2 separate regions of the Homo sapiens genome follow, and region 2 is linked to region 1. Evidence: chromatin loops called from intact Hi-C (ENCODE). Cell type or tissue: PC-3. All regions are shown on one strand. Links, peaks and the distances in the headings refer to the core of each region. The heading gives the core; the rest is flanking DNA.

The links. A loop is a pair of places that touch in the nucleus more often than their neighbours do. Peaks named below come from ENCODE experiments on the same cell type or tissue, not always from the same donor. Only the 100,000 strongest peaks of a DNase experiment are listed, where the experiment ranks them.
Region 2: a loop joins it to region 1, with 3 times the contacts of the local background. A loop is called at or near these places in 1 of 110 quality-filtered maps.

Annotation. Positions count from the first base shown.
Region 1 is chr21:36,659,482-36,665,482 of GRCh38, forward strand. All of the region lies in intron 1 of LOC105369308 (a long non-coding RNA gene), which reads right to left. Among named protein-coding and RNA genes, the nearest start is that of SIM2, 37 kb to the right of the region's middle. RefSeq lists enhancers at 1-141, 142-641. In PC-3, for the core only: a CTCF peak has its summit at 2,568; a DNase peak (open chromatin) is centred at 2,600; H3K27ac peaks cover 726 bases.
Region 2 is chr21:36,715,689-36,721,689 of GRCh38, forward strand. SIM2 (SIM bHLH transcription factor 2) reads left to right here. Exons shown (of 11, transcript NM_005069.6): 4 at 4,133-4,241. Among named protein-coding and RNA genes, the nearest start is that of SIM2, 20 kb to the left of the region's middle. RefSeq lists an enhancer at 3,824-4,610. In PC-3, for the core only: a CTCF peak has its summit at 3,652; a DNase peak (open chromatin) is centred at 3,513; H3K27ac peaks cover 2,373 bases.

The DNA of each region.
Region 1 (6,001 bases), core at 285-5,284:
GTGTGTGTGTGTGTTTTGATGGAGTTTCGCACTGTTGCCCAGGCTGGAGTGCAATGTCGCGATCTCAGCTCACTGCAAGCTCCACCTCCTGGGTTCACGCCATTCTCCTGCCTCAGCCTCCCGAGTAGCTGGGACTACAGGCACCTACCACCACGCCTGGCTAATTTTTTGTGTTTTTAGTACAGACAGGGTTTCACTGTGTTGGCCAGGATGGTCTCGATCTCCTGACCCTGTGATCCGCCCGCCTCAGCCTCACAAAGTGCTGGGATTACAGGAGTGAGCCACTGCGCCCGGCCTAATTTTTGTATTTTTAGTAGAGATGGGGTTTCACCATCTTGGCCAGGCTGGTCTTAAACTCCTGACCTTGTGATCCACCTGCCTCGGCCTCCCAACGTGCTGGGATTACAGGTGTGAGCTACCACACCTGGCCTCAGTGAATTTTTATTGAACTGTTTGATTAACATGGTCATGCCAACTACCACCTTGGAGCCCAGGTCATCAGAAAATCAGAGGCACCAGGCTGTGGGCCCCATGCACCAGCTCACTCCCCTGGGCTCCAGCTCAGCCCAGCCTGATAGCCCAAAAAGTCTTCCTCTCAGCCGTTTTGTGTGTGGGGCTGTGTCTTCTTTAGCAGCTTGCAAATTCCAGCCATGGAAACCCAAGCAAGGGCAGAGAATCAGAGCAGATTCTCTCCTTTACCTTGTGCTATATTTTAATAAATTAATGCAGTTGTAGTTATGTAGAAAGAGATTTGCTCTCGGGTAATGAGGACAACATGGCAGCCTAACTGCTGGTGCATGAATTGGGCAGGCAGGAGGCCTTACCCTCAGGGACACCTGCTCTCTCTTAGGTCGGCCAATCCACAACAGGGCGCTCATCCAATTTCTGTCCACCTGAGAGTCCACGAGGGCACACCCAGCTGTGCTCCTTCCTGATCAGGTCCCACTTACCACCCACAAAAGGGGAGAACATGGCTCTTTTGAAGGATCCTCATTGAGGGCTCTCATGAGTAAATTATCAATGAAAGTTGATAATTAAAGCAACTACCTCATTTGTTGATAATCCAGCAACAAGTGAGGTAGTTACATTAATATTAAAAGCAGTAACACACACCTTAGATTTGTATGGCATTGTGTTGTTTTAAAAATTCTTTTCCAGGTATTGTGCAGTCTGATTACAATGGCACAAGCTACAGCTCAAGCAGCCTTGAGCTAAGAATCGTTGAATAGTAGCAGTGCCATAGGGTTCAATGTATTCGGCAGCCGACGTCCAGATTCCAGGGGAAAGGCAACGTGATTACACAGAGGCTTTGTGAAGGGAAGGACTAAAGGAAGAGATGTAGAAAGAGGGGAAAGGGCCGGGCGCGGTGGCTCACGCCTGTAATCCCAGCACTTTGGGAGGCCAAGGCAAGTGGATCACGAGGTCAGGAGTTTCAGACCAGCCTGATGAAGGTGGTGAAACCCCGTCTCTACTAAAAATACAAAAATTAGCCGGGGGCAGTGGCAGGCACCTGTAATCCCAGATACTTGGGCGGCTGAGGCAGGAGAATCTCTTGAACCCAGGAGGCGGAGGTTGCAGTGAGCTGAGATCACGCCACTGCACTCTATCTAGCCTGGGCAACAGAGCAAGACTCTGTCAAAAAAAAAGAAAAGGAAGAAAGGAAGAAAGGAAGAAAAAAGAAAGAAAGAAAGAAAGAAAGAAAGAAAGAAAGAAAGAAAGAAAGAAAGAAAGAAAGAAGGGAGGGAGGGAGGGAGGGAGGGAAGGAAGGAAGGAAGGAAGGAAGGAAGGAAGGAGAAAGAATAAGAAATGGGCACTTTGGGAGGCCAAGGTGGGCGGATCATGAGGTCAGGAGATCGAGACCATCCTAGCTAACACGGTGAAACCCCGCCTCTACTAAAAATACAAAAAAATTAGCTGGGTGTGGTGGTGGGCGCCTGTAGTCCCAGCTACTTGGGAGGCTGAGGTGGGAGAATGGCATAAACCCGGGAGGCGGAGCTTGCAGTGAACAGAGATCATGCCGTCAAAAAAAAAAAAAAAAAAAAAAGAAGAAGAAGAAAAAGAAAAGAAATCGGCATGAAATCAAAGTGGCCAACAAGGACCACTTTTCCTATGGAGAAGAGTTCAGTGTGGTTTTGAGGTTTGGAATTTGATCTGTATTCTTTCAACCAACAATGAACAGATTTAAAAGTAGGTATTTGACAAGTATTTGCTCACTGATGAACAAACACAGAGGTCAACAAAAGAGGGTTACCAGCACCCCAGAGTGAAAGAATGGAGAGTGGGAATGCGGCTTGTTTGTCTAAGCAGTGGTGGAGCTGAAGCCACTTTGATTTCCAGTATGGAATAATTCGTCAGGTGACCTGGGATGAGAATGTTAACCCTCTTTTTGTTGCTATGAAAAAGGCGGATAATATCTATTCCATACAGGGCAGCACTAAAGGAGGGTAAACATGATTGATCACTGTGACTTTGAGGAAGGAAGACAGTATAATAAATACTAATTATAATAACCATTCCTGGCTTCTAAGAAAAATGCCTTTTAAAAAAGGAAGGAAGGAAAGAACAATCCCTCCAACAGGGGGCCTCCTGGGACAGGCTTGGTGTGTCATGGCCTCGTGCCGGTCCGAATAAATCCAAAGGGGAAAGGATTCGGTGACAGTTCACAACAGCAGGAGCAGGCAGAAGACCTTCGCTTTTTTCAACGTTTTACATAAATTAATTTCATGTTTCAATTGCCACATTATCACAACTTTAGATTAATATACATGGGGCCAAGACTTGCAGATAATTGTATATTTCTGCACTTCACGTAAATGCTAGCTATAAACATTTAAAATGTAAAATGTAAAATGAGCGGTGGCTCATGCCTGTAATCCCAGCACTCTGGAAGGCCAAGGCAGGCTGAGGCAGGCGGATCACTTGAGGTCAGGAGTTCGAAACCAGCCTGGCCAACATGGTGAAACCTCATCTCTACTAAAAAAAATACAAAAATTTGCTGGGCAGGGTGGCGTGCGCCTATAATCCCAGCTACTCAGGAGGCTGAGGCAGGAGAATTGCTTGAATCCTGGAGGCGGAGGTTGCAGTGAGCTGAGATCGTGCCACTGCACTCCAGCCTGGGTGACAGAGCAAGACTCTATCTCAAAAAAAAAAAAAAAAAAAAAAAAAAAAAAAATATATATATATATATATATATATATATATATATACACATACATATATATATACACACACACATACATATATATATATATGGTTGGCCTACATATATATATACACATACATATATATATATATATACACACATATACATATATATATATATATATATATATATATATATATATATATATATATATATGGTTGGCCAGGCACTGTGGGTCATACCTGTAATCCCAGCACTTTCAGAGGCTGAGGCAGGAAGATTGCTTAAGCTCAGGAGTTTGACACCAACCTGGGCAATATAGTGAGACCCATCTCTATAAAAATTACAAAAAAAATTAGCCAGGCGTGGTGGTTCATGCCTGAAGTCTTAGCTGCTCCGGAGGCTGAGGCAGGAGGATTGCTGGAGTCCAGGACGTCGAGGCTGCAGTGAGTCATGATTGTGCCAGTGCACTCCAGCCTGGGAGACAGAGCAAGACCCTGTCTCAAAAAAAAAAAAAAGTAAAGTCCATAAACTAGCTTCATATAAAAACTCCGGTATATACAACGACAGATATTTCATCATCTCTGGCCCCTAGCAAATAGTTGCATCCTTGAGTGAATCATTTCAGCTCTCTGTGACTTTGTAATTCCAATCTTATATCCTGTACACTGCCTAGTGCCTTCTGGAAATAAATGGGAACATGCCTGAACTTTCCAGATAAATTTACCAGCCCTTTAGCCCTTCCCCTCTCGGCTCTCTGTTTCTTCCCTGTTTCTCGAGAACACGCACATGGTTTACAGCGTGCTTTACAGCGTTTCAAGCCCAAACAGAACACGCTCCACAGGGAAGGGGCTGATTGGTTTAGTTTTCAGGCAGCCCCGCGAGGGGTGGTAATTGACACTTGAACAATGACATGTTGCATTCCTTCATATCGCAGCAGTAATTGAACACACATGAACCCCCTGCACTGGTGACCCTGGAGTGTGCCACACACCTGGAAATAGTGAGGTTCAATTAATATGTCACCGCCACTAAGCAGCTACCAGTGAGAACCACCAGTCAGCTGCCACAGCCCAGCGGTCACAGAACAAAGCAGAGAGCAATGCGGGGTGAACCCCGGGAGCTGCTGCTCCCCTGCAGAGCTTCCCCGGACTGGCCCCTAAAATCTGGTTTTCCCAAAAAAACTTACTCACTTTTAATGACTCCAATTAATTTTATCTAACAGCTTTGTTCACCTCTCCCTCAAAGAGTTATTTTTGCATTAAAATAGCAAAATGCTCAACTAGAAGGGGACGGCAATGACCCAGCTAAATTTTTGTGATGACACTTTTAATATAAAAAACAGATCAGAAATGGAATATGATATGAATATGAATATGAAAGGCGGGATTCAAGCCAAGGAAATAAAGAAAGAATGATGGATTCCACCTCTTTCATTCAGTCCCTTGAGTATTTGTGGTGTGCTGACAGTAGCCCGGGGTTACTGCAGAGATTATTGCAAGCCTGGCAGCTGCTCTTCCAGAGCTCACAGACTCGGGGTGATAGCACAATGATGTGGGACAAATCCCCCGAGGCAGAGAATGGGGCACCCAGGGCAGCCTCATCAGTGCCCTCCCCTCATCTGGAAATCTCAGGAGACTTCCTGGAGGAAGCTGCATCTAAGCTGGAGAAGCAGCAGGAGTGAGGAGGGGAAGAGAAGGGAGAGGGGAGAGGGGTCCAGGCAGAGGCCAGCACTGCCAAGGCTGTGAGGCCAGAGAGAAAGTGGCAACATGAGGAGGGGGTGCAGAAGGAAAAGGGGAGTTTGGAAGCCAAGGTCAGAAGTGGGCACTTCCATTTCAGAGCCTAGTTACACTTTTTCCAGAACCAATAGCTATTCTCCTCCTTAAACACACACACACACACACACACACACACACACACACACACACAGAGAGAGAAAGAGCGAGAGAGAATATTAGCATTCAAACAAGAGTAAAGCTACAATTTTGGCATATTCTTGGAAGAGAGGAAAATGGACATTTCATTTTATATTTAATAAATTCCATTTAATTAATTAACAAAACCTGGCAGCACTCCCCGAATGAATGAAAATCTGCCAAATCTGAAGGCCAACAACGCTGTTGCACAAAGTCTGACAACTTGCTGTCCCTGGCCACACCCCAGCCCAGATCTCCCTGCCAGCCTTGTCATTTTGTCGTGCGTTTGCTGGCAGTGGCACGCAGCGGGTTACTTCGGGTCTCTGGGCTCAGGCTTCCCCTGTAAGGTGAGGAGCTGTGACTTAGGTATACTGCACTTTAGCACTGGGATTGGCCTCCAGAGAGAACAGGGGCAATCCGGGACACCCCGCTGGTCCCTCTGTGACCCACTCTTGGCCCTTAAGCTCCCTAAGGAGGGAGGTCTCCTGTCTATACAGGACCAATCTAGGCTACTCTAGACATCAAGATACTGTAGGGTGCTTCCAGTTAGGCAGGTGTTTCTCTCTCTCTCTCTCTCTCTCTTTTTTTTTTTTTTTCAGACAGAGTCCCTCTGTCACCCAGGCTGGAGTGCAGTGGCGCAGTCTCGGCTCACTGCAACCTCTGCCTCCTGGGTTCAAGCGATTCTCCTGCCTCAGCCTCTCGAGTAGCTGGGATCACAGGCATGCACCACCACGCCCAGCTAATTTTTGTATTTTTGGTACAGATGGAGATTCACAGTGTTGGCCATGCTGGTCTCGAACTCCTGACTTCGTGATCTGCCCGTCTTGGCCTCCCAAAGTGCTGGGATTACAGGCATGAGCCATCATGCCCGGCCAACATGTGTTTATCTCTACACTCTCCTCAAATCTCACTAAAATGACAGTAAAGGCAAAAAAAGGAACAC
Region 2 (6,001 bases), core at 729-5,728, 57 kb after region 1:
GCTATAATTGTGTGGAAATTCACTACAAAGTGATTTTTTGTTTTGTTTTGTTTTTGGTCTAACCTCTACTAAATGACTATCCAAATTCTTTATTTGAGGGTATGGAAATGATTCTTTATGGGTTATAAGCCCATCCCCATTCCAAGTCTTTTATTAAGCCTTATTTGAACAAGTGTTGAAATAAATCTGCTTCGTATGGCAGAGCTAAAATTTTAGTTTTTTTTTTGTTTACACTAGTAAACAAGTGATTGTTGCTGCCAAACTTTGGTACTAAAACAATGACAGAGACAACCATAAAATGCCAGTTGTCTCCTCAGCCCAGGGTCCAAGTGTTAGGCAGTAGAGAGGCAGGCTTTCAGCCTGAAAACTCCCGTTGGTGGGCACACTCGCACACGTGTCCACACACAAAGCATCTAGACAAGTTTCTATCTACGTGGATGAGGTAGAGTTGGGGCAGCAATGTTTTTCCATGCGTGTTTACTAAATGATTTAGTTCCATGTGCTGTTTTGGTTAATGCAATTATTTTACTTTTATTTAGGGAGGAGGAAGAAAAATCCCCGTGTAAAAATGTAGCTGCTGTATACATTTTTAAGTATCCTTGGGTTAAGTTTCCTCACCAACATTTCACACAGTTATATAGCATCTAGGTAACTAGTATACATGTTCAAATAAATATACGTATGTAAGAAATAGCTATTTATGAGACACATAAAAGAATGTCTTATTTGAGATTGTGGCCAGAAACAACCATAAACATATCGATGATGTTGTTTGGAGGTACAAGACCTAATCCTTTCACTTTTGAAATAAAGACAAAAGACAACATAATTATGTTTGTTGACATAACTTGAACCCTGAAACCCAAACCATCTTGTTTTAAAATCCTTAATTTACCATACTCAGCAAAACACCCCAGAGTAACGTGCATTTTCAGAGTGCCAAACAACTCTCCCCTTCCACACAGAATATATGCATTTAGTGCTGTATTTATCATGTGTAGGTTTCTTGGCAAGAAGAAAAGCTATTCAGCAAAACATAAAAAAGCTCTTAGTAGGAAAGCTATCCATTTTGTAGTTAGCAGGGTTTTGCAAATACTAAAATATCACATGGAAGGTCTGTTTTAATAAGGCTGATGCATGAGACCCAGGGAGTTTTATAGCGACAACCATAATTTTTTTTTTTTTTGTGAGGTAGTCACATTTCTCTCAGTGTTCAAAAGCGTGGATAGATACGTAAATACAGGAAACACCATGTCAACCATAATTTTGACTTAAGGTCAGGACTGTTTTATCATTCCAAAATTTGTTCTGTAAAGACATTTCCGTTATTTGAAGGCTGTTTCACTTCCTAGACAGCTCTGGAGTTTTCCCGTTCGTTTTGTCACAGACTCGAGCCTTCAGAAAACCAAGCCTTTCATCTGTGCAACCTCACCCTTCTCATTCTTCAAAAGCATGTGTTGAGAACGGGAACTCTGAAAACATAAGAACCTACTCTGGGATTAAAACGCAAATCTAACCCTTAATAAGCACAGATGGAAGGTCTTTCTGCAAGGAGGTAAAGTTGTTTCCCGAAAACACATCAGTTACTTTTTTCCAGAAAAGAACTTCGAGCAAACCAGAATTATTCTTTTTCCCTGAAAACATGGGGAAGGGAGAAACGATAGGCCAATATAACATTTCTCTATTTTGTTATTTTTTCATTTTTAAAATAAACTGTTGAAATTGTGAGTCACTATATATTTTCTTTTCTTTCTTTCTTTTCTTTTTTTTTTTTTTTGAGACAGAGTCTTGCTCTGTCGCCCAGGCTGGAGTGCAGTGGTGCGATGTCGGCTTACTGCAAACTGCGCCTCCCGGGTTCAGACGATTCTCCTGCCTCGGCTTCCCTTGTAGCTGGGATCACAGCCGCATGCCACCACGCCCGGCTAATTTTTGTATTTTTAGTATGACATGATTTCACCACGTTGGCCAGGCTGGTCTTGAACTCCTGACCTCAGGTGATCCGCCTGCCTCGGCCTACCAAAGTGTCAATATATATTTTCTTAAGCCAACTCTCTTAGTTTTTAGCTTCTGCCACTCCGCACCTGGACAGGCCTTCCCAGGGCATAGTCATTGCCACCCTGAGGAAAAAAGGAAATGGTCCTGTCCCAAATGGCTGGCTTACCTGTTGCCAGTTTATTTAAACTTTTTAAGGATTAACAGGAATGACTCGAAAGAAGAATATTTAGTTTTATTATTTTTCTTAAATGAAATCCTGTAATAAACTTTTCAGGGAGGCGAATGTCCGTCTGGGAGATCTGTTGAGAAAGTGCCAGGCTTGGGAAGTGGGTGTTAAGTAGAGGGTAGGGAGGATTCCTCTAATAGGATTCTCTCTGTTGCTCTGTTTGCATAATATTGGAAGGAAACATTCCATGAATAATGTAAAACATAGAACTGTGAGAGCCGTTTTAGGGACAAGATGACTTAGCAGGCCAGAAGTGTAACTTATTCTGAATAAGAAAGCAACTCGCTCTTCTTAACAAATTGGAAGAACTGGCTCAGAGGAGTGCGATAAATCACTTCACCCCTCCACGACCCCTTGGTCCCAAGTAAAAGCTGATGGCCTAGATGCTAATCTGGAACTGCAACTCCCAGAACTTCTCCATTAAGCAGCTGGCTGGGTTGTCCTGTTGCGTGAGGTGGCACCGTCAGGATGGCCACTTTGCAGATAATCATGTTGTCTCTCCTCTGATGGAGAGCCACAGGCTCCCAGCGACACCTGCAGCAAGACACACCTAAAAATAACAAGGGGGTGGCTCGGGACAAGACACACCATGAGCCTCCTTTTGTTATCTTGAGTTACCCTCTCTCCTTCCGGCAGGGTCAAGAAGGAATTCTCCAGACCTACCCAAGATCCTTCGCCACCCAAGGACGGTTTCCCACATGCTTTGAGTTTCTTCTCAGGCTGGGCACTGGGACTCCCCTTGGTGGTGGAGGAAGTCCTACCACTGCCCCTGGGCCTCCCCTGAACAATGCTGGGGTTCACCGACTCACTGTCCTTGTCTGCCACCCTCAGCACTATTGATTATAGCTCTAAAAATAGGATCCACCCACCACTGCTCAGAAGGCTGCTCTGCTAGTCATTTCTAGAACATTCTGTGCCACTGTCCATCTTAAGGTGGGTGGGGGCCCAGGTGTTGAGACTCTATCATATCCTCTCCTGGTGCTTATGTTTGAGAGAACATTCGAAAGATTCTCAAGTTCGGGAATTTGGGCCTCCAGGGACCTCTGTGTAAAAATTGTAACTATGATGGGTATTTTCCTGGGGCCATCCATTCCTGCAAAGTGACATGGATGTGCTGTCCTCTGTGGGCTGTGTCTGGAAATAGGTAGCGTCGGACTGTTGAGGCAGCAACCCCAGGACATAATCCCCATATAACGTGGCTCTCTGGAGCAGGCCCAGACCCTCCCGCAGGGCACGCACAGCCCCAGCCACACCCCTGGGCGGGAGCCACAGAATTAGCACAGTCATCTCGGACTGGGAGGGCCAGAGACTCATTGCTGGTAATGTGAGAGAGGCCTGGCAGCGCCTGAGGGGCACAGCTCAGAGTCGACGAAGAAAGGGCCTTTGTCTGAGTTCATGTCCTCCTCGGGCGCAGTGGCGCCCCTGCCGTGGACGGCTGGTCGGCCTCGGAGTGGACAACACTTCCACAGGGAGCACTATGTGGACAGGACAGCTGGCCTTCTGGCCACCCAGTCCCCTCAGATCGCCAGCAAGGGAAGGACAGAGACCCTGGCCTGGGTCTGTTTCAAGCCCTCTTCTGTATGAAGGATGCTGCCCAGGCCAGCAGCGCCGCCCACCTCTGGTGCCCACCTTTTCCACCCTTTGCTTTCTGGTCCTTCCTGCTAAGGGTTCTCTTGGCTGCAAGCTCAAGCCTCAGTGCCATGGCCTTTTTAGACAGTGTGGGAGACAGTTCAGAGCTCTGAGCTCTGTTGAGAAAAGAAAACTGTTTCTGCGTTTGGCAAAGGTGTGGGTTGTCAGCAGAGATCAAAGTTCTGTTCCTGGCAGGGTGAGCACCTGTGACACACCTTGCCCCTCCCCCTGCGCCAATCCCAGAGAGGCGGTGGCATTTCTGACCCTTCCCTTCCACGGCAGGTGGAGCTCACGGGCAACAGTATTTATGAATACATCCATCCTTCTGACCACGATGAGATGACCGCTGTCCTCACGGCCCACCAGCCGCTGCACCACCACCTGCTCCAAGGTATTCCATCCAGAGGGAAAAAAAAAAACAGACTAAAAGCAAGGCGACATTCTTAAATGGAACTCAGGGCTTTGCTTCCCACATCTGCCAAGTGGCTGGGCATGACTAGGACTGCCCAGCCCAGGTCTCTCCAATACACACACAGCACCCACCACGTGGGGATTTGCATTGATACCTGTGTCTTTTAAGCCAATATTCATCAAGCTCCTATTGTTGGCCAGAACCCGTGTTGAGTGCTAGGTAGAGGACAAAAGTGGTGCAAGCCTGCTCCCCTCGTGCTCTTGGGTCAGAATTCCAGGGATTACAGCATCACGGGTCTAGACCAAGCTTCTCCTTAACCAAGATGCCGTGCCTAAAACTCGGGGGTCGGGGGTGGTCCATGACATTTCATGGGGAAAATTACATATGTGTTTCCTCCAGTTGAAATTTGGCATTTCCTTTGCTTCTGATGATAGATGATAAACCATCTTGGGGTCCCTAGTACCTGTGGCTTTGCCAACAATAGAAATCACAGATGTTTTCCATATCATAGGAAAGTTTTGCAGGTTTAAACATATCGCTTATGCCCACATGCCTACTTCAAAATTTCAGGAGTTCTAAGACCTGCTACTGAATCTTCTTATTTATGTATTAATAAAGCAGCACATTTATATCCGTATCACTGTGTTGAAATATTTTGATAATTATTTTCCAATACAGTTGCTTTTTTGGTAATCTTATATATTTTATTTTATGTATTTAAAAATGTTACTCCAAGTAGGGATCTGTAGGTTTTGTGCTGTGGCACAAATCATTAAGAAGCCCTGGTCATTACACAAATGACTCCTTAAATTTCAATTGTGATGAGTGCTAGGAAGATACAGAAGGACTTATTCCAGGGGCCCTGGCCTTTTAACTCCCTCCAACCATCCAGTGAGGCCAACAGGCCTCTTGACAAATGGGTCTTATGTGTGCTTTGGACTATGGCACCCAGCTTGGCCAGAATACCCCAGTGGAACAAAATGCAAAAGAAGAGGCTTTAAGGGTGATGAGAATGGGGTAGCTGGCTGCAGGAAAAACATGAGTTGCATTCTTATTGCTGTCTTCTGGGGGTTGGTGGGGAGAGGTCATTCTCGGGCTGGGAAGAGAGAATACAAAATAGCACACACAGTTGTAAAATCCCTTGCAGACAGTTCTGTGGCCCGCAAGTTCCAGCTCCAGAAATAGTCACTGGAGTCTAATTATTCCTTACCAAGGAGAGAGCCTGGCATGTTGGTTTCTGAAATGAGATGGGGCACCTAGTTGTAGCTAAGGTCTGATTCTTGGATATGATATGTCTGCAGACATCAACATGAATCATGGCTCTGAAGAGGTAATTTCTAAAAAATGAGGGCTAGGCTAGAACATCGCACCTGAATCGAATTCTTTCACTGTGGGGTTGTTTAAAGCTGGACAAAGACAACAGGTGTCAGAGAATTGCAGAACATAGTGCTGTTACTGTTTTTGAAAATTGCACAGTACGGTTTTTTGTTTTGTTTTGTTTTTTGGAGTTGGAGTTTCATTCTTGTTACCCAGGCAAGGAGTGCAGTGGTGTGATCTCGGCTCACTGCAACCTCCACCACCTGGGTTCAAGCGATTCTCCTGCCTCAGCCCTCCCAAGTAGCTGGGATTACAGGTGCCTGCCACCACGCCTGGCTAATTTTTTTGTATTTTTATTAGAGACAGGGTTTTGCCATGCTGGTCAGACTGGTCTCGAACCTCAGGCGATCTGCCCACCTCAG